2 separate regions of the Homo sapiens genome follow, and region 1 is linked to region 2. Evidence: read pairs that join two places in POLR2A ChIA-PET (ENCODE). Cell type or tissue: HepG2. All regions are shown on one strand. Links, peaks and the distances in the headings refer to the core of each region. The heading gives the core; the rest is flanking DNA. Region 1 overlaps KIFC3 (kinesin family member C3). Region 2 has its middle 61 kb from the start of KIFC3.

What was found. ChIA-PET counts read pairs that join two places held together with the same protein. Peaks named below come from ENCODE experiments on the same cell type or tissue, not always from the same donor. Only the 100,000 strongest peaks of a DNase experiment are listed, where the experiment ranks them.
Region 1: POLR2A ChIA-PET joins it to region 2 with 16 read pairs; 18 of 35 experiments call an interaction of 5 or more read pairs at or near these places.

The regions. Positions count from the first base shown.
Region 1 is chr16:57,774,630-57,787,072 of GRCh38, forward strand. All of the region lies in intron 3 of KIFC3 (kinesin family member C3), which reads right to left. Among named protein-coding and RNA genes, the nearest start is that of MIR6772, 8.5 kb to the left of the region's middle. RefSeq lists enhancers at 13-591, 1,142-1,201, 1,170-1,748, 9,107-9,709, 9,710-10,311 and 2 more. In HepG2, for the core only: a CTCF peak has its summit at 7,402 (motif pointing left); DNase peaks (open chromatin) are centred at 7,402 and 8,262.
Region 2 is chr16:57,857,042-57,869,484 of GRCh38, forward strand. It overlaps a transcript of KIFC3 not described here. Among named protein-coding and RNA genes, the nearest start is that of KIFC3, 61 kb to the left of the region's middle. In HepG2, for the core only: a CTCF peak has its summit at 6,709 (motif pointing left); DNase peaks (open chromatin) are centred at 5,920 and 6,690; H3K4me3 peaks cover 1,850 bases.

The DNA.
Region 1 (12,443 bases), core at 6,090-8,589, 81 kb before region 2:
CTCCCATCTCAGCCTCCCGAGTAGCTGGGACTACAAGCACATACCATCACGCCCGGCTAATTTTTTTTTTTTTTTTAATGTATAGAAGGGTCTTGCCATTTTGCCCAAGCTGGCCTTGAATTCCTGGCCTCAAGCAGTCTTCCCGCCTCAGCCTCCCAAAGTGCTGGGATTACCGTTGTGAGCCCCTGCGCCCGGCCAGTAATTTTTCAGTCTCAAAGAATACGTAATTCCTACTCTCCCTACCCTGACATAAGTGAACTGACTTCCTCTTCAAAAGGTTGAAGTCTCCTTCCACGCCCCCTCCCTCCCCAGAAAGGCTGCTGCCTCAGCATGGGGCTGGGCGCACTAACCTTGATCATCTCCACTGCCGCCCCTGCCAGGCACTCAGACCCTGATGCAGGGAGAGTGGGGTTTGCCAGTGTTTGCTGGGGGTGGGAGGCGGGATACCCACCAGCCACCTGCCTGCGGCCCAGGGTTCTGTTCTGTCCTTGCATCACAATGGGAACCTGGGGGCTCCTGGGCTCTGTCCAGAATCTCAGAGGGGCACCCAAAAGGAAGTGGCCGCAACCGCAACCAGGGCAGGCTGGGGAGCATGGGGGATGGTGAGGGAGTTGAGGAAGGGGCTCTAAAGGCCCCTTTGTTCAGAGGTGTCAGACACTAGGTCATCTCTGGCTTCTTGAGGGCAGCAAAGCAGGGGGAATGTGACTGAGACGCAGCAGACTGGCACCACGAGCACTCTGGCCAAGGCACCAGTGGCCTGCTCCGTGGCAGGTGGTTGGCCAGCTCTACTGGGGGCTAGGTCTCGGGCTTGTAGGGAAGATGTCTGCTTTCTCCTGCACTTGAAGGCAGGCAATCTCTCAGAGTTAGGGAAAACAGGCAAGAAGTCAGAGAGAAACGGAGGCACCTGGGGAAAGCGGATGGAAGATGGCCTGGGAGCAGTGAGAGCCAAGAGCAGGCAGGGCCTTCCTCAGGGAAGACTGAGGGCCCTTCACACACTCACCGCAGCTTCCAGCCAGCAAGGGCCGTCCATGTCTCTAAGCCCAACAGGGGAGGGTCCCGAGTGCCACCCTGGGCCCGATACATACTTGTGGCCACAAAGGGGCAGCAGGCACATGCCTGAGCCCAAGACACAGGACGGAGGAGAAAGCAGACTCCCCACTAGGCGGCTGAAACGGTCCCAGGACAGCATGGACGTCAATCCAGGGCTGAGGACGGACCAGGCTGGGGCTGTGCGACACTCCTCCCGGGCCCAGGCTCCTCATCAGCCAGAGCAACTGAATCACGGGCCTGCTGCAGGGGGCGTCACCCTGCCTGCTCAAGGGGAAGAGGGAGCTGGGCCTGTCTGCCGGCTTGACACCACCTGCATTTACACTTCACAGGCAGAAGCGGCTCGACCAAGGGTGGGGCCAGCCAGCCCAGGTCTTTGTGTTTTCTCAGCTGTCTGCTTCCAAGGCGGCCTCTTACCATCACAGAAAGAAAACCTGCTGGTTACCTCCTTACCTCCCACCAAGCCCAGTCAACGATCATCAGCTGTCTGCTGAGGAAAAGCGGGCTCTCCCAGGCTGAAGCTGCTGAGCTGGGAAGGCCAGAGGGTCTGGGATCCAGACAACCTCAAGGAAACTCAGCCCAGAGGCCAGCGGGGCGGCCCTGGGAGCACACCCTGTGGAGCCCACAGAAGGCCTGATCCTGGCTGTATGACCACCGGCCAGGCCTATCTGTCCCCTGTCCACGCCACCCTGCCTCTGTTGCCAAGTCTTCACCTCTGGGTCCTTCCGCCACTGATGGGCAGTAATAGCAGCTGACAATTCGAATTCTAAAGCCAGGCTGCCCAGGTTCTAATCCAGACATCCCCTTACCTGCTGGGTAACCTTGGACAAGTCTCTTAAGTTCTCTATGTCTCTTAGTTTCCTTATTTGTATAATGAGGCTACCTCATGGAAGCTGTCTCGAGGATTAAACGAGATGATATATGCGAAGGCAGGGATTTTTGTCTGTTGTGTTCAGCACTGTACTCCCAGTGCCTGGAACAGTGCCTGGTACACAGTAGGTGTTCAGTAAGTACCTGTAGGAAGAATGCTGAATGCATGAGGGGCCAGCCAGAGCAGAACTTGTGGATGAGGTTGGTAAGCAGAGACAGAAAGGGTGGTGGGGCTGGAGCGTGCTAAAGGATGGTCACCTCCACCAAAGGCAGGAGCTGCCACTAGACCTCAAGCGGTGGGTGCCATGTGGGAATGTCAGCTCAGAGGTGCCACATCTTCCAATATTTTATGACAAAAAGGAAGTCTAGAGTTTTATGTGAATTTAATTAAGATTTGAATGTTGGAATTAATTTGATTTTAAAAGCAGGGCAATTAGAACTAATAAATTCAGCAAAGTTGAAGGATACAAAATGAACACACAAAAATCGGTTACATTTCTACAACTAACAATAAACAATCCAAAAAGGAAATTAAGAAAATAATTCCATTTACAATAGCATCAAAAAGAATAAAGTACCGAGGAATAAACTTAACAAAGGTTAAATATTGTATGCTAAAAACTACAAGATATTGGTGAAAGAAATTAAAGATGACACCAATAAATGGAAAGACATTCCATGTTCATGGATTAGAAGATTTAATATTGATAAGGTGTCAGTACTACCCAAAGTGATCTACAGATTCAATGCAATGCCTAACAAAATCCCAATGACATTTTCTAAAGAAATAGAAAAATCCATATCAAGGGACACCACATAGCTAAAACAGTCTTGAAAGACTGAAGGTCTCACACTTCCTGATTTCAAAACTCACTAAAAAGCTACAGCAATTGGCCAGGCGCGGTGGCTCATGCCTGTAATCCCAGCACTTTGGGAGGCCGAGGCAGGCGGATCACCTGAGGTCAGAAGTTTGAGGCCACCCTGGCCAACGTGACGAAACCCCATCTCTACTAAAAATACAAAAATTAGCCGGGCCTCATGGCAGGCGCCTGTAATCCCAGCTACTCAGGAGGCTGAGGCAGGAGAATCGCTTGAACCCGAGAGGCAGAGGTCGCAGTGAGCTGAGATTGCACCACTGCACTCCCGCCTGGGCAGCAGAGCAAGACTCCATCTCAAATAAAAAAAAAATTAAAAAAAAAAAAGCTACAGCAATCAAAGCAGTGTGGTACTGACATTAAAACAGACATAAAGAGCAATGGAATGGAATACAGAGTCCAGAAATAAACCCTCGCATATATGGTTAAATGATTTTTGACAAGGTTGCCAAGATCATTTAATGTGGGAAAGGATAATCTTTTCAACAAATGGTGCTGAGAAAACTGGATATCCACAGGCAAAAGAATGGAGTTGGATCCTTACCTTATACCATATACAAAAATTAACTCAAAATAGATCAAAGAGGGCCAGGCGTGGTGTAATCCCAGCACTTTGGGAGGCCAAGGTAGGAGGAGTGCTCGAGCCCAGGAGTTCAAGACCAGCCTGGGCAACATAGGGAAACCCTGTCTCTACAACAAGTAACCAAAATTAGCTGGGCACAGTGGCACACGCCTGTGGTCCCAGCTACTAGGGAGGCTGAGGCGGGCAGATCACTTGAGCCCAGGAGGCCAAGGCCACAGTGAGCCATGACTATACCACCACACTGCAGCCTGGGCAATACAGCAAGATCTTGTGTCAAAACAAAAAACAAAAAACCCCAAAGACCTAAATGTGAGAGCTAAAACTATAAAACTCTCAGAAGAAAATAGAGGAGAAAATGTCATGACATTAAATTTGGCAATGACTTCTTGGATATAACACCAAAAGCACAGGCAATAAAAGAAAAAATAGGTAAGTCAGACTTTATCAAAATTAAAAACTTTTGTATAACAAAGGACACTATCAACAGAGTGAAAAGGCAACACGTGGAAAATACTCGCAAATCATTTATCTGATAAGGAGTTATTATCCTGGATATATAAAGAACTATAACTCAACAACAACAAACCCAATTTAAGAATGAGCAAAGAACTTGAATAGCAATTTCTCCAGAGAAGACATACAAATAACTAAAACACACATGAAAAGATATTTAATATCACTGGCATTAGGGAAATGCAAATCAAAACCACTATGAGATACCACTGCACACCTATTAGGATGGCTGTTACAAAAATGAAAATAAGCAGGAGCGAGTCCCAGCTACTCCAGGAGGCTGAGGCACAAAGATTGCCTGAGGCCAGGAGTTCAGAGGCTACAGTGAGCTATGACCATGAACGGCCACTGCACTCTAGTCTGGGCAACATAGCGAGACCTCATCTCTACAAATAAATAAAGAAAATGAAAAACAAGTGCTGATAAGGATATGGAGAAACTGGAACCCGTGTGCACTGTTAGTGGGAATGTAAAATGGTGCGGCCACTATGGAAAACAGTATGATGGTTCCTCAAAAAATTAAAAATTGAACTATCATATGATCCAGCAATTCCATTTCTGGGTATATACCCAAAATAATTTAAAGGAGGGGTTCAAAGAGATACTTGTACACTCATGTTTATAGCAGCATTATTCACAGTAACCAAAAGGTGGAAGCAGCCCATGGATGGATGAATGGAAAAACAAAACAAACAAAACGTGGTATATCCATACAATGCAATATTACTCAGCCTTAAAAAGGAAGAAAATTCTGATGCATGCTACATAGATGAACTTTGAGGACATTATACTAAGTGAAATAAGCCAGTCACAGAAGGACAAATATTGGATGATTCCACTTACATGAGCAGTCAAACCCACGGAGACAGATGGCGAATGAGGAGTTACTCTTTAATGAGGCCCAAATTTCAGTAGCAGAAGATGAAAAGAGTTCTGGAGATGGATGGTGTATTAGTCAGTTTTCACACTGCTATAAAGAAATACCTGAGACTGGGTAATTTATAAAGAAAAGAGGTTTCATCAGGCATGGTGACTCACACCGGTAATCCCAGCACTTTGGGAGGCCGAGGCAGGTGGATCACTTGAGGTCAGGAGTCTGAGACCAGCCTGGCCAACATGGTGAAACCCTGTCTCTACTAAAAATACAAAAGCCGGGTGTGGTGGTGTACACCTGTAGTCCCAGCTATGCGGGAGCCGGAGACAGGAGAATCACTTGAACCCAGGAGGCGAAAGTTGCAGTGAGCTGAGATTGTGCCACTGTACTCCAGCCTGGGAGACAGAGACTCCATCTCAAAAAATAAAAATAAATAAATAAATAAATAAATAGATAGATAAATAAAAGAGGTTTAATTGACTCACAGTTCCACATGGCTGGGGAGGCCTCAGGAAACTTACAATCCTGGCAGAAGGAGGAGGAGACACAAAGCATGTCTTCTATGGCGGCAGGAGAGAGATAGTGAGCACATGAAGGGCAAACTGCCACTTTTAAACCATCAGACCTCATGAGAACTCACTATCACAAGAACTGCATGGAGGAAACCACCCCATGATCCGTTCACCTCTCACCAGGTCCCTCCCTTGACATGTGGGGATTACAATTCGAGATGAAATTTGGGTGGGGACACAGAGCCAAACTGTATCAGATGGTGATGGTTGTTGCACAATGAGAATGTACTGCTGCTGAACGTTACTCTCAAAAATGCTTCAGATCAGCCGGGCGCGGTGGCTCACGCCAATAATCCCAGCACTTTGGGAGGCTTAAGCAGGTGGATCACCTGAGGTCAGGAATTTAAGACCAGCCTGGCCAACATGGTGAAACCCCATCTCTACTAAAAATACAAAAATTAGCCAGGTGTGGTGGTGTGCACCTGTAGTCCCAGCTACTCAGGAGGCTGAAGTGGGAGAATTCCTTGAACTCAGGAGGCAGAGGTTGCAGTGAGCCGAGATCATGCCACTTCACTCCAGCCTGGGTGACAGAGCAAGATTCTCTCTCAAGAAAAAAAATATATATATATGCTTAAGATGGTAAATTTTATGTTACGTCTATTTTTAAAATGATTTAAAAAAAAAAAAAAGAAGAAGGCAGCAGCCAAACAAGACACATTTGAGGGCAAGATCTAGTTTTCCAGCCTGTGGTCTCTGAAGACAAATTTTTTTTTTTTTTTTTTTTTTTTTGAGATAGAGTCTTGCTCTGTCACCCAGGCTGGAGTGCAGTGGCGCAATCTTGGCTCACTGCAACCTCCACCTCCCGGGTTCAAGCAATTCTCCTGCCTCAGCCTCCCTAGTAGCTGGACTTACAGGTGTGCACCACCATGCCCGGCTAATTTTTGTATTTTTAGTAGAGACGGGGTTTCACCATGTTGGCCAGGCTGGTCTCGAACTCCTGACCTCAGAAGATCTGCCCACCTCGGCCTCCCAAAGTGCTGGGATTACAGGTGTGAGCCACCACACCTGGCCTGAAAACAATTTTTTAAGGTTCACTCTTGAGGTGCAGGGGGCAGGTAGGGAGTGCCGTGAGTGCCGGTCACAGTGGCTCATGCCTGTAATCCCAGCACTTTGGGAGGCTGAGGCAGTCAGATCTCTTGAGCCCAGGAGTTTGAGACGTGCCTGGGCAATATAGCAAGACTCCGTCTGGACAGAAAATACAAAAGTGGGCCAGGTGTGGTGGACACCTGTGGTCCTAGTTATTCAGGAGGCTTAGGTGGGAGGATGGCTTGAGCCCGGGAGGCAGGGGCTACAGTGAGCTGTGATCACGCCCCTGCACTCCAGCCTGGGTGACAGAGTGAGACCCTGCCTCAAAATAAAAAAGGAGTGTAGTGAGGTCTGGGCAGCATGTCACATTATTGGGAACTTCAGGAACCTTGAGGCCATGGCTCTAGGGACATTCACAAGAGGACAGGGGAACTCAAGGCCAGCAGGACATGGCCTGGGACTGTTGTTAACAACACTGGGGAGGGTCATCCCAACAGCCACAGCCTCCTGTGGTCACCAGACCAAGATGAGCAGCCTCTGTGGCCTGGGTCAGCTGGGTGCTCAAGGACTATGGGCCATTGGCCCAACTGCTCTCAGTAAATACAAACACCTCCTCCACCTGGCACAGCAATGAGGAGGTCTGAGAAGACTCCTGAGCTCCCACAAGCCCAGGTCCCAACAGTGATAATGGAGCCCCGTTAACTGAGTTGGCTTTGCCAGTAGGGCAGGGGGATTTCATAAGACCATTTTTCATCCCCTATTCCCCTGAGGTAGGTACTATTATTATCCCCATTTTACAGGAAGAAAAACTGAGCTCCTAAGAGGTTAAGCCTTGGTTAGGCAACTTACTTGAGGTCACCTGACCAGTAAGTGGTGGACCTAGGACCGGAACTCGCATCTGGCTGACCCTTGCAGAACCCTCACCCTTAACCATGGGGCCACACAGCCTTGCAGGAACAGCAGTGTGAGAAAGCAGCCGATCAGAAGCCAGTGGTGGATAGGGCTGGAAACACGGCACCATGGAAAACAAGGCAGAGTGTACCCCCTGGCGGGCTTTGCTTAGAGAGGCAAAGTTCAGAATTCCAGGAAAGTCCAAGTCTGAGTCAAACCACAGTGAGGCCAGCAGGAGACCAGGGCACACGGGAGTGACAGCTCACGATGCACCACACATTACAGTTGACCATCTTTTTTCTGTCCATTCTTACAACAGATCCACCCCCAAACTGCAATGCGACATTTGTGAGCCCCAGTTTAGAGACTGGGAAGTGAAGGCTCAGAGAGGAAGTGACTTCCTACAGCTGCCCAGCTGGCACATGGCACAGCCAGAATAGAATCCTGCTCACGGGATTCCAAATCCAAAACTCTCCCAGTAACAACAATGGTGGTGGCCACAGCAACACCAATGACTCACTAGGGATCATCTCATCACACCCTATTATTACATCCATCTCACAGATGAGGAAACTGACCTGCAGAGTGGTAATTAACTGTCCCAAGGTCACACAGCTAATAAGTAGTGCCAAAGTCAGGGTTTGAACCCAGCTCCAGGCCCATGTGGTTGGCCACATCTCCACAAGGTCGGGCCCTCCAGAGTATCTCAGAGACCTGGAGCTTCAGATACATCCCCTGAGAAATTTCCAGAAAAGAGCTGCAGTCAGAAGGTTCAAGGACAGGCTGGGCGCGGTGGCTCACGCCTGTAATCCCAGCACCTTGGGAGGCTGAGGCGGGTGGATCACCTGAGGTCAGGAGGTCGAGACCAGCCTGAACAACATGGTGAAACCCCGTCTCTACTGAAAAATACAAACAATTAGCCAGGCATGGTAGTGAATGCCTGTAATCCTAGCTCCTCAGGAGGCTGAAGTAGGAGAATCGATTGAACCTGGGAGGTGGAGATTGCAGTGAGCCGAGATTGCGCCATTGCATTCCAGCCTGGGCAACAAGAGCGAAACTCCATCTCAAAAAAGAAAAAGAAAAACAACATTCAAGGACAAAATGAGAACAAAGACCAGGAACCATTCTGAATTCCTAAGTCACTTGTGGGAGTGGGGTAAGCTCGGGGGTTCTCCTAAGAGAGGCTAGAGAGCTGGGGCTCAAATAACTAAAAAGGCTGGGATGTTTCCTCCTCACTTTCCCTTCTTAAAAAGTAAGTTGATTTTGTTAATTAAAGGAAAAAGTGTTTTCAAAAACCTCTTTAAAGTCACAAAAGGTTAGATACTACGATTTCACTTCTATGAAATGTTCAGAAAAGACAAATCCATAAAAACAGAAAGCAGATTAAAGGTTGCCAGGGGCTGTGGGGCAAGGAGCATGGGGAGTGACCATCAATAGGCCTGTTGGAGTGATGAAGACGTTTGGCAATGAGACACTGGTGATGGGTGCATTGCCACCTTAATATACTTACCACCGACCACCGAATTGTACACCTTCAAGGGGAGAATTTTATGGCATGTGAATTATATCTCCACAAAGCCCATTTTCTTTTCTTTTTTTTTTTTTTTTTGAGACAGAGTTTCACTCTTGTTGCCCAGGCTGGAGTGCAGTGGCGTGATCTCAGCTCACTGCAACCTTTCCCTCCCGGGTTCAAGCAATTCTCCTGCCTCAGCCTCCCAAGTAGTTAAGATTACAGGCGCCCGCCACCACACCCAGCTAATTTTTGTATTTTTAGTAGAGACGGGGTTTCACTATGTTGGCCAGGCTGGTCTTGAACTCCTGACCTCAGGCGATCCACTCACCTCTGCTTCCCAAAATGCTGGGATTACAGGTGTGAGCTACCACGCCCAGCCCACAAAGCCCTTTAAAAAACACTTATTTGCAAAATGAAGTGTCTGAAAAGCCTAACTGGGGAAGGTCAGGGAAGGAAGAGGGGCTGCTCAGCCTTTGCCTGAGGCCAGACACGTGTCCTTCAGGGTGGGCCCTGGACCCCCTGCAACCCCCCAAGGCGCTTGAGCCACACCTCTCCTACCACAAGTCCTTTTGCACTGGCTAGGCCTCAGCTCAGAGTACACTTTCCTCTGCTCTGTCCCAGAGCTCAGCTCAAGACGCCCAGGGACAAGCCCTCGAGGCCATGTGTGTGCCCATCCCAGTGAGCCCTTCCCACTTTCTGTGGGTGTGTGAAGCAAATGTCCGTTTTCCCCCAGGCAGAGCCTCCACCAGGTGGGAGCCTGCTGTCCACTGGGGTATCCCCCGTGCCCAGCTCAGTGCCAGTACAAAAGGGGCGTGCACAAATACCCAAGGGAGCAGGCGGGCATGCAGCAGGCAAGAGGATACAGGGCTAGCCTAGAGGAGTCCCCAGTTAGTGGGGAAGGCAGGCCCAGATAGTCAAGCTGTGGGGTAAGTGTGTAAGAGGAAGACACAAAGCATGAGGGGTGCCCCAAGGAGCCCCACCCGACTCAGCAAGGGGCAGGTGGGCAGGCCAGGCCATTCTTGAGAAGAGGACACACCTGTAAGCTGGAAGAAATGCTGCATTTCAAAAACGCGCACAATATGCTGCCCCCAGAACTGAGAGAACAAGTCACAGCACACATGATGCGCAACAGGCAGACGTCGGCATGTCCAGGCCATCTCTTTGCTGGCTCATGGGACACAGAAAGAACTTAGCTCTACCTGAAGGCCAGTCTGTCAACAGAGTGCTGGGCCCAGAGCTCAGAGGCCCAACAGCCAGGCCAGGGCACTGGATCAGAAGTGGGGATGATGTGGCAGACAGGCTTGGAGACCTTGGGGAAGTGGGCGAGGCTCAGATACAGCCACAGAGACAGACACTGAGGATGAGAGTGGGGAAAGAGGCCTGGGAGCCCACATGGAGATGCAGAAGGAGAAGAAAGTGACGCAGTCACACACACAGAAGAGGGCCGGTGGTCAGCCCCATGGGACGTGCAGCTCATGAGCCAATGGTACCCAAATGTCCTGCCCAGCCAATGAAGGAGACAACGCTGACCTGCATGAACCCTGGCTCTCCCTGGCTTCCAGAGGTTGAGAGATCCCTTCCCCAACATGCACTCAAACTAGCATCCACCTTTAACGAGAAATCAAAAGAACAAGAAACGTCATGCCAATCTCCTGTGGGGTGACCATCTGATGAGTTTTGTCCGCTCAGGCTGCCCAGTGCAGGGCACCGTCGAAGATGGGGTGGACTCAGGGTGGGAAGCACCCCGCACCTTCCTGCTCCACTCACATCTACGTCACCTCCTAGTGGGGAAGGTCCTGGCCCCTGGTAACCGCAAGGAGATGGGGCACAAGGAGGACCAGGATGGGAGGCCTCTGCAAGCTGAAAGAAATGCTGCATCTCAAAAGCGCATCCTCCAGGATGGGAGGCCTCTGACTCTCACCACCCTACCCTCCAGCGTATTCCAGGAAACGAGACCCCAGCTATCTCCTCTTACACCAGTAGCCTGGTGGGGTCAGGTGCCCAGGTGATGTCCTCTGACCTGCTCCATAGTGGGCAGTGGCCTCTGCCCATCCCAGCCTCCCCAGGTACCTGGTTCTGCAGCTGGGTGGACGTGGCCTGCTGGTCACTGTCGCGGAGGGCCAGCCTCTCCTGTAGGACCACCAGCTCCTCCTGTAGCTGGGTCTTCTCGTCCTGGAGCTGGGACATGGCCTCCACCATCCTAAGCACCATGGGGGCCGCACCTGGTGGCCCCGACAAGCTCGAGCACCTCCTGCTGCCAAAGAGACGCCCACCTACGAGCAAAGTAGTGGCTGATGAGAGGGCAGCAGAGGTCCCACGCTGGCAGAGGAGGGGGTCCATCACAGCAAGACAGACCACCAGGGATGATAGAGGTGCAAGCAGAGGGGGTGGGCAACCAGGTGAGGGCTGGGGCGGCAGCGGCATAGGTTAGCTGGGGCCTCCAGGGCCTGTCCCAGAAGAAGACACTTCCCCAGGCAGCATCTGGGGGATGAAATTACCTGGATCCGGACTTAAGAAAGCAATTTTCACTGAATACGGCTCTCAAAGCACATGTTCTAGGTCTGATGGGCCAGCCTCTCTCCATGGCCAGGCTGCAAGGAATCGCAGCTGGGAAAGACAAGGGATTCTCACCCTAGAAAACTCTATTCTTGTAGGAACGTTATTTCTTTAAGTCTCAAACCCTCTCAAGAGTACAGAAGAGTGGGGCTCCCCAGCCTGCCCCTGTGGCAAGTGGTCAACTGTGCAGAAAGAGGGGAGCCAGGGGAGCCGTGTGTATGTGCGAGGGACAGACAGACCAGGACACAAAGCCAGCCCCACACATGGAGCAAGAACTCAGCCAGCCGGCACCTAGCAAGGATGAAGCGCAGGAACCTCCCAGGCAAGAGAGAGGGAAACACCCGGCTGGGCAGAAGCTCTGCCTGAGTCCTCCTCCTCCAAAGGCCTCCCACTGTCCTGTCACCAGGAACGAGAGAGATGGACAGATGGATGAAGGACAAGAACACAGAATCAGGGCCCGTGACCTGTGCACGGGGCCTGGGATGCTTGTTACAGCTTGCTTCCAGGGCGCCAAGAATGGCCATGGTCTTTGCAGGTAGGGAGCAAAGAGTTTGGGGGAGAGAGAGAAGAATGGGGGGCTAGGGAGGAGGGATGGGGGGTTTGCCTCCTCCCCTCAGGGAGCACCAAATGGGATGTGACAGAGTGTGGCAGAGTGAAGGGTGAAGAGGGCATCTGCTGGCCAGAGAGCGCTGCCCTCCACCTCGGAGCCTGGGGCTCTAGGTGTTCCCACATTAGTCCCCAGGAAACCCAGCCCTCGGCAGGCTGGGGTTGGGGGGATCTTAGACTCTGGGAAGGAAGCCACTTGCACCTGAAGTCACACACCCCTCTGACAGCCTGGCCTGAGGGAAGCCAAACGGACTCAGCTGGACAGGGAAGTGGGGAGGGTGCAGCTTGCAGCTGGGCGGGGACATCTCAGCACAGCCCCAGGAGGAGGGGCAGATAGCTACAGGCCCCCCCAACCCGCTCTAGGAGAGCAGGAGGGGCACGCACAGGTCGGCTCTTCCCTCCTCCACCCGAGCACTCCAGAGAGCTGGAGCTGGGCATCCCCGGTTGGGTGGTGACCCTGGCTGTGTGGCCTGCACGTGATGCAGCATGTATGTCACACAGAGCTGGCCAAGCTCCT
Region 2 (12,443 bases), core at 4,474-6,973:
ATTGCTATTTATTAGTAATGCCTACAACTGACCACATACCACAAAATCCACCTGCAAAAGATACAGCAGTGCTTTAATTCCAAGGCAGAGCAGCACAGGCCCACTCTCCCTGTGTGCTGTGTGTCTTCCAAGGATCTTCAGAGAAGGATATATTCTTCTGGTTTCTGCCAACATTCTCAGGAAAGAGTAAACGTGAAGGTCAGGAATCGCCATACCTTAGATACTGGCTTCTTCTTCCTTAGCACAGCCTGTTTCCAAATCTTGTTCCAGGGCCCCTGACTTCAGCTTGGCCTCCTGAGACTCTTAGCCCATTTCTGACTTTCGTAAGTCTCCCAGAACCCCCTAAAACCTTTCTTTTTTTTTTTTTAATTATACTTTAAATTCTGGGATACATGTGCAGAACATGCAGGTTTGTTACATAGGTATACACGTGTCATGGTGGTTTGCTGTACCCATCAACCCGTCATCTCCATTAGGTATTTCTCCTAATGCTATCCCTCCTCTAGCCTCCCACCCCCTAACATGCCCCAGTGTGTGACGTTCCCCTCCCTGTGTCTATGTGTTCTCATTGTTCAACTCCCACTTATGAGTGAGTATGTTCAGTGTTTGGTTTTCTGTTCCTGTGTTAGTTTGCTGAGAATGATGGTTTCCAGCTTCATCCATGTCCCTGCAAAGGACATGAATTCATCCTTTTTTATGGCTACATAGTATTCCATGGTGTATATGTGCCACATTTTCTTTTTCTTTTTTTTTTTATTTCTTTTCTTTCTTTCTTTCTTTCTTTTTTTTTTTTTTTTTTTTTTGAGACAGAGTCTCTCTCTGTCGCCCAGGCTGGAGTGCAGTGGCACGATCTCGGCTCACTGCAACTTCCGCCTCCTGGGTTCAAGTGATTCTCCTGCCTCAGCCTCCCGAGTAGCTGGCACATGCCACCCCACCCGACTAATTTTTGTATTTTTAGTAGAGATGGAGTTTCACCACGTTGGCCAGGCTGGTCTCGATCTCCTGACCTTGTGATCCACCTGCCTCGGCCTCCAAAAGTGCTGGGATTACAGGCGTGAGCCACCGCGCCTGGCCCCACATTTTCTTTATCCAGTCTATCATTGATGGGCATTTGGGTTGTTTCCAAGTCTTTGCTACTATGAATAGTGCTGCAATAGCTTTCTTTTTTTAGCTTTCCTGATACTGAATGAGCAAAGAAATTTAGCTTCTTTTAGTCTCAGAGCCTCATTGCAATCCAAATGTCCATTATATGTCTTCCCGGGCGCAGAGCACTTCGCCCCTAGGAGAAGAAGCCTTCCCTTCCCCGGAACACAGAAATAGCTGAAGCCAATTTTAGTTTTTTGTTTTATTTTTGCTTTTTGTTTTGTTTTGATTTTTCCTTCCTGTCTCATTTCAGTAATAGCAGAAAGATATCCAATATAAGGTCCGTGAACCATTTATAGAAAATTAAAGTGCACCTCATGACAGTCAGTGCACATCATGACAGCCAGCATTGTCTTTCTCTGGAGTTCTGCTCCAGGTGTATAATTGCATGTCATTAACTTTCTATATCTCACCAATTCACAAACATAGCTTTTTTTTTAACCATCCCCTCCCTTAACAAATTTAAATTTACATAATTGAGGCCGGGTGCAGTGGCTCACACCTGTCATCCCAGCACTTTGGGAGGCTGAGGTGGACGGATCACTTGAGGTCAGGAGGTCAAGACCAGCCTGGCCAACACGGTAAAACACTGTTTCTACTAAAAGTACAAAAAAGATTAGCTGAGCGTGGTGGCACGTGCCTGTAATCTCAGCTACTCCGGAGGCTGAGGCACGAGAATAGCTTGAACTGGGGAAATCAATGCCGCAGTGAGCTGAGATCACACCACTGCTTTCCAACCTGGGCAACAGAGCAAGACTGTCTCAAAAAATAAAAAAAAGAAAAGAAAATACATAATTGAATTCACAAAACAAATTTAATTGCTATGTATATGAAGACAGACAAATGCATGGAAAAATATTCTGTGACGTATTCTTTGGTTTTATAACAAAAAAGGCAAACAGACACTTTTACTTTACCTTGTTCTTATCTTAATATAATACATAGGACCATATCCACCTCTTTATTTCAGAAAGTATTTGAACAGTTTCTATTCTGGAGGATTAGAGATTTCCTTGAAGCCATTACTACTCTACAACTTTATACTGTGATGGGCAGCAAAGATAATATTGTGCCTGATCACAAAGAGGAGACACAAGCCTTTCCAGAAATGTCTACGCTAAAGACACACACCAAAAATAAGGAGTTTACTAATCTATATTCTCAGCTTGAGTATTTTGTCTGCTTCCACTTCTAGACTTAAGATAAGGCTACGTTCCTCACCCTCCTTCCTCCAGCACTTGCTTCATGCAGTTAAAATGGAATGAATGACTTTAGTTAAAGCGTCAAAAGAGTCTCACTAAGGAGATACTAATTATAGCTGTTTTCACGAAGCTCTCAGAAACTCCAGCAGGGGGCTCATTCATTCCTGCTGAGCTGCTACAGACCCTAAGATTATGTTGTCTACATCAGCCTTAGAAATTTCCCACAAGCAACACTCCTCCCACACCCGCCGAAGTCATACACCAGTTACAGTGGGAGGGCAACTGTGTAGGTCACTACAAAGGGAACTGTTAGTTTCATCCCCACATTCCCCACAAACATTTAAAATAAAATCAAGGCAGGGTGCAGTGACTCACTTGTAATCCCAGCACTTCGGGAGGCTGAGGCGGGCAGACCACTTGAGGGCAGGAGTTTGAGACCAGCCTGGCCAACATGGTGAAACCTTGTCTCTACTAAAAATACAAAAATTAGCCAGGTGTGGTGGCGCATGCCTGTAGTCCCAGCTATTCAGGAGGCTGAGGAGGAAAGATGGCTTGAACCCAGGAGGCAGAGGTTACAGAGAGTTGAGATCGTGCCACTGCACTCCAGCCTGGGCAACAGAGTGAGACTCTGTCTCAAAAATAAAATAAAATAAAATAAAATAAAATAAAATAAAATAAAATAAAATAAAATAAAATAAAATAAAATAAAAACAAGTGGGGCAGGTGAAGCTCCCTTAATTCCTCCCTAGGAAATTCTATAAAGGCAGAGTACAATTTAGAAAATCAAACTGGGGCTCTGGCTCACGCCTGTAATCCCAGCACTTCGGGAGGCCGAAGCAGGTGGATAACCTGAAGTCAGGAGTTCAAGACCAGCCTGACCAACATGGTGAAACCCCGTCTCTACTAAAAATACAAAATTAGCTGGGCATGGTGGCACATGCCTGTAATCCCAGCTACTCAGGAGGCTAAGGCAGGAGAATCACTTGAACTTGGGAAGAGGAGGTTGCAGTGAGCCAAAGATCATGCATTGCACTCCAGCCTGGGCAACAGGAGTGAAACTCTGTCTCAAAAAAATTTAAAATAAGAAAATCAAACTGGACATCCAAATGATAATTAACTTACATATGTTCATTCATTACCATTGCTGTTACCAGAAAATGGGTCTTGTCCCAGACCCCAAGAGTGGGCTCTTAGATCTCACTTTCTTGGGAAAGAATTCAGGGCAAGTTGCAGAGTATAGCGAAGTTAAGATAGTTTGTTAGAGACTATTACGGAGTAGGGCTTCCTCAGAAAGCAAGAGGAGGAATGCCCCTACTTTAAACTTTTTATTTATTTATTTATTTAGATACAATATCTCCCTCTGTCACCCAGGCTGGAGTACAGTGGCACTATCATGGCTTACTATAGTCTCAACCTCCCAGGCTCCATTGATCCTTCCACTTTAGCCTCCCAAGCAGCTGAGCTAGAGGTACATACCACCACGCCTGGCTAATTTTTATATCTTTTGTAAAGACAGGGTTTTTTCATGTTGGCCAGGCTGGTCTTCAACTCCTGAGCTGAAGAGATCCATCCATCTCAGCCTCCCAAAGTGCTGGGATTACAGGCATGAGCCACCATGCCTGGCCAAGAATGCCTCACCTTAAACATAGTGCTTGCTTATATAGGTTGTTAAGAATAGCATACTTCATTACAAAGACTTTTGATCAGCTTGTGACGGGCTATTAGTATTGTTATTTTCCTATGCTACTACTGATTTCCACAAGAATTTATATGTGTACTATTATCTTTAAAGCAAAACCTATTCTTAAACTAAGAATGCATTTTGTTCTTGAAATATTGGGACGTTTCCATAAGTTCTGGGTCTTTATTTGGTAAGTTAGCATCATTAACTCATCCCCTCAGCCATAAATATCTTGTGACCAACAGTACCAACCCCCTGGAAATGGGGAATGCTACCCAGCAGGATTGGCTTTACCCAGCCTTTATTCAAGATGGAGTCACTCTGGTTAGGACATCTCTGACACTATTAACTTTCTATCTCAATGTCTTTCCTTCTCTCACTGCACAACCTTAGATAATTAATTTGTTAATTATCAATCTCATAAATGAAACAAAGCTGATCAGGGCACATGGCTGGTCTGGATGTTCCCAAGGATGTATTGCAGGTGGCAGGAAGGACCGTGGACCCAGCGTCCACTTTCCCAGGGGTCGATCATAAAACAATTTGCACCATGGTACTGGGGGCCAGAAGGGCAAAAGGGAGCCATGTGATCAAAATAATCTTTCCTAGGCCAGGCGCGGTAGCTCACACCTGTAATCCCAGCATTTTGGGAGGCCAAGGCTGGTGGATCACTTGAGGCCAGGAGTTCAAGACCAGCCTAACAAAACCCTGTCTCTACTAAAAATACAAAAATTAGCCGGGCGTGATGGTGTGCACCTGTAATCCCAGCTACTTGGGAGGCTGTGGCACGAGAATCACTTGAACCTGGGAGGCGGAGTTTGCAGTGAGCCAAGATTGTGCCACTGCACTCCAGCCTGGGCAACAAAGTGAAACTCTGCCTCAAAATAATAATAGTAATAATAATAATCTTTCCAACAGGTAAAATATTTTCAAGCTGAAGGAGTGGAAGTACTGGCTAGTCATATGTATAGATCATCAAAGAACAAGGATGAGCTTCTGGAAGCGAATTCTGGCAGCTGGGCTTACCTGCTACTCCCTGGGAGCTTTTTGACGTCCTTATTATTATTATTATTTAATTTTCTGTCCTGAGTAGCTGGGGCTACAGGTGCTTACCACTACATCTGGCTTTTTTTTTTTTTTTTTTAGTACAGACAGGGTCTTTCCCAGGCTGGTCTCAAACTCTTGAGCTCAAGTGATCCTCCCGCCTCAGCCTCTCAAAGTGCTGGGATTATAGGTGTGAGCCACCTTGCCTGGCTGAGATTTCATCAAGCTACTTAGAACATCGTGCAACTTAGAATTCATGAATTGTTTATTTCTGGAATTTTCCATTTAATATTTTTGGACCTTGGTTGACCGAGGGTTACTGAAACCTCAGAAAGCAAAACTGTGGATAAGGGAGGATTACTATACTGCCATTAAGTTGTATTTTAAAAATAATTTCAAAAATTGTATTCAAGTAATATGTGTATTCAATTAAAATTTCATCCCTTCAATGTTTTATAAGTAATTCAAATACCAGAGTGGTAACCATCTTCTAAGAATATTAGCTACAATCCCAATCACTGTTTTTCAAAAAGATGTTGTCAGTCCTGCTTCTGAAATTTCTCTCCAACAGGCCTCCTCCTCCCATTCCCACTGCCCCAACCCAGCCAGGCCCTTACCTTGCACTGCTCCGGGACACCAGCCTCCAATCTGAGGGTTTCCTGGTGTCTGGGCTTCCATGCAGCTGTCAGAGTGTTCTTCCTGAAAAGAAACTCCATCTGTGCCATTTTCCGAGCAATACGTTTTACTGGGTTGTCCTGTAGCCTTCAGGATAAAGTACAAATTCCTGAACATGACACCTCGGATGAAGTCCGTCCCCTCCTTCCCAGATTACCACCTGCCCCTTTGACCCTGCCCTTTGGTCATCAGCCACAATCAGCTGCTGTCTCCACCAAGCCTCACCAGCTCTCCAAGCCTTCACCCATGATGCTGTCTGCCTGGACTGCCCTCCCTCCCATTCCTCTGCCTACAAGATCCGATATGCGCTTCAGCCTCCAATGTTAGCTCACCAAAATCTTCCCTTTGAATTATGAATGCAGCTGGCTGCAAACTCCTCCAAGTGACCAGAGTGTCCTATAATCACGTCTATTATAGCATCTTTGATTTAGGGGGTGATTTTTGTTTTTTTTGTTTGTTTGTTTGTTTTTCTTTTTCTTTCTTTCTTTTTTTTTTTTTTTTTTTTTTTTGCATTTCTGTATTTCCTAAGAGAATGTGAATTCCTAGAATCCTAGGAATTCTCATCTGATTTTTATTCCCAACGTCTAGCACTATGCAAAGCAAAAAGTAGGTACCCAATAACTGCTTTTGGAATGAATAAATGAATCAATGAATGGTACCATGCAGCTGCCAAAGTGCTTTCTGCAAAGCAACTCTGACCTTGTTGCTCTCTGAGCTGTGCTCCTTCCTGGGTGATGAGGTAACACTGGAAGCTATTAACAGATAAGAAAGAGAAAAAAAAAAGGAGGGGAGAGATCTCTGGGTCTCTGACAAATTACTTATTTTCACTGAGTTTCTGTTTCCTCATTTGTAAAACAAAAGTGCTGTCCGGATGAGCTCTGAAGGCATCTTCCAGTTCTCAAATTCCAGCCTGCTTGGCTCCTGAACAACTTTCCCAGAGTCTCTGGCAGCTATAACCCAAGTCTTAGCACCATCTAGTGATAAACAGGCACACAGCGGGGAGGGAAAGCCGGGGAGTGGGGAGGGCGGATAAGAGAAGGAAATGCCAACTTTAATTATATTATGAGCCGGCAAGGAATTAGGTCAAACCTGCAAATACAAAGTTAAACCAAGAGACCTAACTTTATCCTGGGGATGGAATAAATAATTAGCTTCAGAACATGGATGAAGTAGACAATTATAGAATGCCTGAGACATGGAAAAGGCAATAAAACAATTCCTGTGTACCCTGGCCCTCTTGTTCTTTTATCAATTTACTGCTTGTTACTGTAATTAAATATTTTTCTTGGGAGGACATGTACTTTTGAAGGGCCTATGGCATGGGACTCCAATAACTCAATAAAACCACAAATTAAGTATTTATTAAGAATATATATGTATTTTCAAGTTTCTTCCTTACTATTTATTTATTTATTTATTTATTTATTTATCTGAGACAGGGTCTTGCTCTGTGGCCCAGGCTGGAGTGCAGTGGCATGATCACGGCTCACCGCAACCTCGAATCCCTGGGCTCAGGCGATTCTCCCACCTCAGCCTCCTGAGTAGCAAGGACTACGGGGATGTACCACCATGCCCAGCTAATTTTAAATTTTTCAGCTAGGCACAGTGGCTCACGCCTGTAAATCTCAGCACTTTGGGAGGCCAAGGTGGGTGGATCACAAGGTCAGGAGTTTGAGACCAGCCTGGCCAGCATGGTGAAACCCCGTCTCTACTAAAAATACAAAAATTAGCTGGGCATGGTGGTGCGTGCCTGTAATCCCACCTACTCAGGAGGCTGAGGTAGGAGAATCTTACCCCGGGAAATGGAGGTTGCAGTGAGCCGAGATCGCACCACTGTACTCCAGCCTGGGTGACAGAGCGAGACTCTGTCTCAAAAAAAAAAATTCCAGTAGAGATTGGGGCCGGGGAGGTCTCACTATGTTTTTGCCCAGGCTGGTCTTGAACTCCTGGGCTCAAGTGATTCTCCCACCTTGGCCTCCGAAAGTACTGGGATTACAGGTGTGAGCCCCAAGCCCAACCTCTTTACCTTTATTGGAGTGTGATAAGACCAAAATATGACTAATTAACACTATAGGAAATAAGGATAATTCTGAGAGAAGCAGCGAAACAATAACAAAATACTAGTGTCTACATTCTTTTCTTTAAAACCTACTGACCTACACATTTTTATTAACCTAGTATTTGTTTGCTAAATGACTTTCTAGTTGCCAAAAAACAAGAATAAACAAATCGACTGAACAAATGACAAAAGATAAAGAAACAATTGAGCATTGAGTAACAGAAAACTATGTTGAGATTTTGCTAAAATCTGTCCCCAGGGCTGTCCTGAGACCATCTTCTGGACAAAGCACACATGTAAAGGGGTAGGTACTTTATAGATACTTTGAGCAATAAGGGCCTTTAGGCCAGCTATGGTGGCTCACGCCTGTAATCCCAGAACTTTGAGAGGCTCAGGTGGGAGGATCGCTTGAAGCCAGGAGTTTGAGACCAGCCTGGACAACAAAGCAAGACCACATTTCTATAATTTTTTTTTTAATTAGCCAGGCATGGTGGTGTGCACCTGTAGTTCCAGCTTCTCAGAAGGCTAAGGTGGGAAGATCGCTTCAGCGCAGGAGGGTGAGGCTGCAGTGAGCTATGATTGCACCATTGCACTCCAGCCTGGGTGACAGAATAAGATACTATCTCAAAATAATAATAATAAAATAGGCTGGGTGCGGTGGCTCACGCCTGTAATCCCAGCACTTTGGGAGGCTGAGGTGGGTGGGTCACCTGAGGTCAGGAGTTCGAGACCAGACTGACCAATATGATGAAACCCCATCTCTACTAAAAATACAAAAATTAGCTGGGCATGGGTGGCACGTGCCTGTTGTCCCAGCTACTAAGGAGGCTGAGACAGGAGAATTGCTTGAACCCGGGAGGCAGAGGTTGCAGCGAGCCAATATCATGCCATCGCACTCCAGCCTGAGCGACAGAGCAAGACTCCATCTCAAATAATCATAATAATAAAATAAGGGCCTGTGAGTGGGGAGCAAGTGAAATCAGTCCTACATTTAGGCCATTTCTAAAGTGAGATTCCATTGTAATGCATAATTACATTTGCAAGTCGTAATAACCTATGTCTGCATGTACATTACCTTATAAACCTGTTCTTACTCATCCATTTGGAGTCTAATGGAACCTGTGTAACCATTTATTGACTGATACATTATATACACAGTAATGATTATTGCATAACCCCAAGAACACAGAGAGTACAAATCTGAAACTGGACCATTTCACTGCAGTGCCATATTTTCCAAACCCAAAATAAGGCCACTTGTACTGACAAGAATGTGCACATGACAAAAGGAAAACGAGGTCTGATAACACACAGCACCTCCAGGTGACTTCCCTCTTGGCACATTTATAACCTAGAAGTGTTTGAAAAAGGAAGAAACTGCAGAGGGAAAAAGCAAGTCAGCGTTTTTTTTGCCTGGAGTTGGAATCCAATGGTTGGGTTTTGGAGACTGCTTTGAAGGAAAACGATGACTCGCTGGGCAGGTGCGTTTCAGACACTAACAAACATAAAAGAATGTAGGGAGTTATGGGTGATGGACTCATGAGACAGGTCTGTGCCTGATTTTTCTATTTTGCCTGCTATTAACTATATGCCTCAACCTGTAAGCTTACAGACGTATTTCTTTTATGGCTGATGCAGTTACATAAAGGATGATACGTTTCATTTGGATAAACTCAATTTTATCTGAAAAATCCAAAAGCATTTCAAACATACAGAGTTGAAAGACAAACTTTTTTTTTTTTTTTTTTTTTTTTTTTTGAGACAGGGATTTACTCTGTTATGCAGGCTGGAGAGTAGTCTTGTGATCGCAGCTCACTACAGCCTTCACCTCCCAGGCTCAAGGGCTCAAGATATCCTCCTAGCTCAGCCTCCTGAGTAGCTGGGACTACAGGCGTGTGTCAACAAGCCTGGCTAATTTTTGTATGTTTTGTAGAGATGGAGTCTCAGTATGTGTTGCCCAGGCTGGTCTCAAACTTGTGGGCTCAAGCAATCTGCCCGCCTTAGCTTCCCAAAGTGTTGGGATTACAGGCATGAGCCACCGCACTTGGCCAAAAAACAAACTTTAAACAAATAATAATTTTTAATTATAATAATGCTTACATAGGTAACCAAAGTACTTCAGGAGATGATCCATTAGCCCAGCGCAAAGCCATCAGCTTCATAATAAAACCTTGGCAAATTTAAAACACCTGCAATTCATTTCATGCCTCGTGATTTAAAGTATATTACATTAATGTGAAAAATTACCTTCTGAACTCACACTCATTGAAGTGTAAATGTGCTCTCCTTCCCCCCCGGCCCCCGCCACTTCCCCATTTCATCCTGAAATTCCATTTGTAAATTCTGTACATCCACAGATGCCGTAGTCATTACCTCGTTTTTTGTTGATAAGTCTTCTCTGCCTAGAGGTTTTTATAAGAGTTATTTTTCCTGTAATGAATACTCAGCAGTTCAGGCCCATCTTTTCAGCTGGCTGGATGCTAGTGTCCCTTGATTAATGGACCTGCCAACTCGATGAGGTGATACCACACCAACAAAGGCTCAGCCTAGAAAATGTCACCTCTTATCCTGGTTGTCCAAGCACTTCTGTTTTATGAGCTTTGTGTGCCTCCCAGATGTGCCTAGTATTTCATTTTGGGTTTTGTTAATAAGAAGGCAAGTAACATGAAAGCAGGTAATTGGATTATTTAATGCAGTAGAAATAATTTCTTTTGTTCAAATAATGTGCTTCATATGATAGACTTTTTTTTTTTTCTATTTTTCATTCCTGTCAGCTTAACTGCTACTTAACCATTTAAGTCAATGTATAGGTCAATACAAACAACATTATTTTTTCTGCCTGGAGAGAAAGGCTTACAATAAGAATTGTTTGAGAAGGAAAAAAAAAAGTCCTCAAATAAAAACATTTTGCTTTTTAAAAAATTTGCTTTAATAAGACAAAGACATGGAAACCCTAGTTAAAAGTTAAAGTTGTGAACTTTGGTAGCAAATTTTGCTTGTACTTTTTTTTATAGAGACAGGGTCTTACTATGTTGCCCAGGCTGGAGTGCAGTGGCGTGATCTCGGCTCACTGCAACCTCCACCTCCCGGGTTCAATCGATTCTCCTGCCTCAGCTTCTCAAGTAACTGGGATTACAGGTGCCCGCCACCATGCCTGGCTCAAATTTTTGTATTTTTAGTAGAGATGGGGGTCTCAGTATGTTGCCCAGGCTGGTCTCGAACTTGTGGGCTCAAGCAATTCACCCATCTTGGCCTGGCAAAGTGCTGGGATTGCAGGCATGAGCCACTACGCCCGGCCTAAAAAATATATATTTTGCTTTAATAAGACAAAGACATGGAATCCCTAGTTAAAAGTTAAAGTTATGGCTGGGCACGGTGGCTCACGCCTGTAATCCCAGAACTTTGGGAGGCCAAGGCAGGCAGATCACCTGAGGTTGGGAATTCGAGACCAGCCTGACCAACATGGGGAAACCCCGTCTCTACTAAAAATACAAAATTAGCCGGGCATGGTGGCACACGCCTGTAATCCCAGCTACTCGGGAGGCTGAGGCAGGAGAATTGCTTGAACCTGGGAGATAGAGGTTGCGGTGAGCTGAGATTGTGCCATTGCACTCCAGCCTGGGCAACGAGAGTGAAACTCCGTCTCAAAAAAAAAGTTGTGTACTTCGGTTTTTTGTTTGTTTGCTTGTTTGTTTGTTTTTTGGAGACAGGGCTTCACTATGTTGCCCAGGCTGGAGTGCAGTGGCTGTTCATGGGCATGCTCATGACACACTGTACCCTTGAACTCCTGGGCTCAAGTGATCCTCCCACCTCAGCCTCCCAAGTAGCTGGGACTACAAGTACAGGCTCCAGCTCCAGGTGCATGCGCTTTTTATTTATCATTATTATGGCCTAAGATGGCTGCTGAATGTACTTTTTATGTTGTTGATAAGATTCCATTTCTTTTTTTTTTTTTCTTTTGAGACGGAGTTTCACTCTGTTGCCCAGGCTGGAGTGCAATGGCACGATCTCGGCTCACTATAACCTCCGCCTCCCAGGTCCAAACGATTCTCCCGCCTAAGCCTCCAGAGTAGCTGGGATTATGGGCACCCGCCACCATGCCTAGCCAATTTTTGTATTTTTAGTAGAGACGGGGTTTCCCCATGTTGGTCGGGCTGGTCTCAAACTCCTGACCTCAGGTGATCCACCTGCCTCAGCCTCCTAAATTGCTGGTATTACAGGCATGAGCCACCGTGCCCGGACAGATTCTTTTTCAGTAGAAGAATCCTAACTGTCAGACTGTAAGTAGGCAAAATTATGTGCTACTCCAAGCTTCTGAATAAAACATTCTTAAGAAATTACACAGGGCCAGGCGCAGCGGTTCACACCTGCAATCCCAGCACCTTGGGAGGCTGAGGCCGGAGGATTGCTTGAGCCCAGAAGTTCAAGCCCGGCCTGGGCAACATAAGGAGACCCCTGTCTCTACCAAAATTTTAAATATTAGCCAGGCATTGTGAAATGCGTGTCTATGGTCCCAGCCAATTGGAAGACTGAAGTGATCGTTTGAGCCCAGGAGGTCAAGGTTGCAGTGAGCCATGATCGTGCCACTGAGCTCCAGCCTGGGCAACAGAGCGAGACCCTGTCTCTAAAATAAATAAAT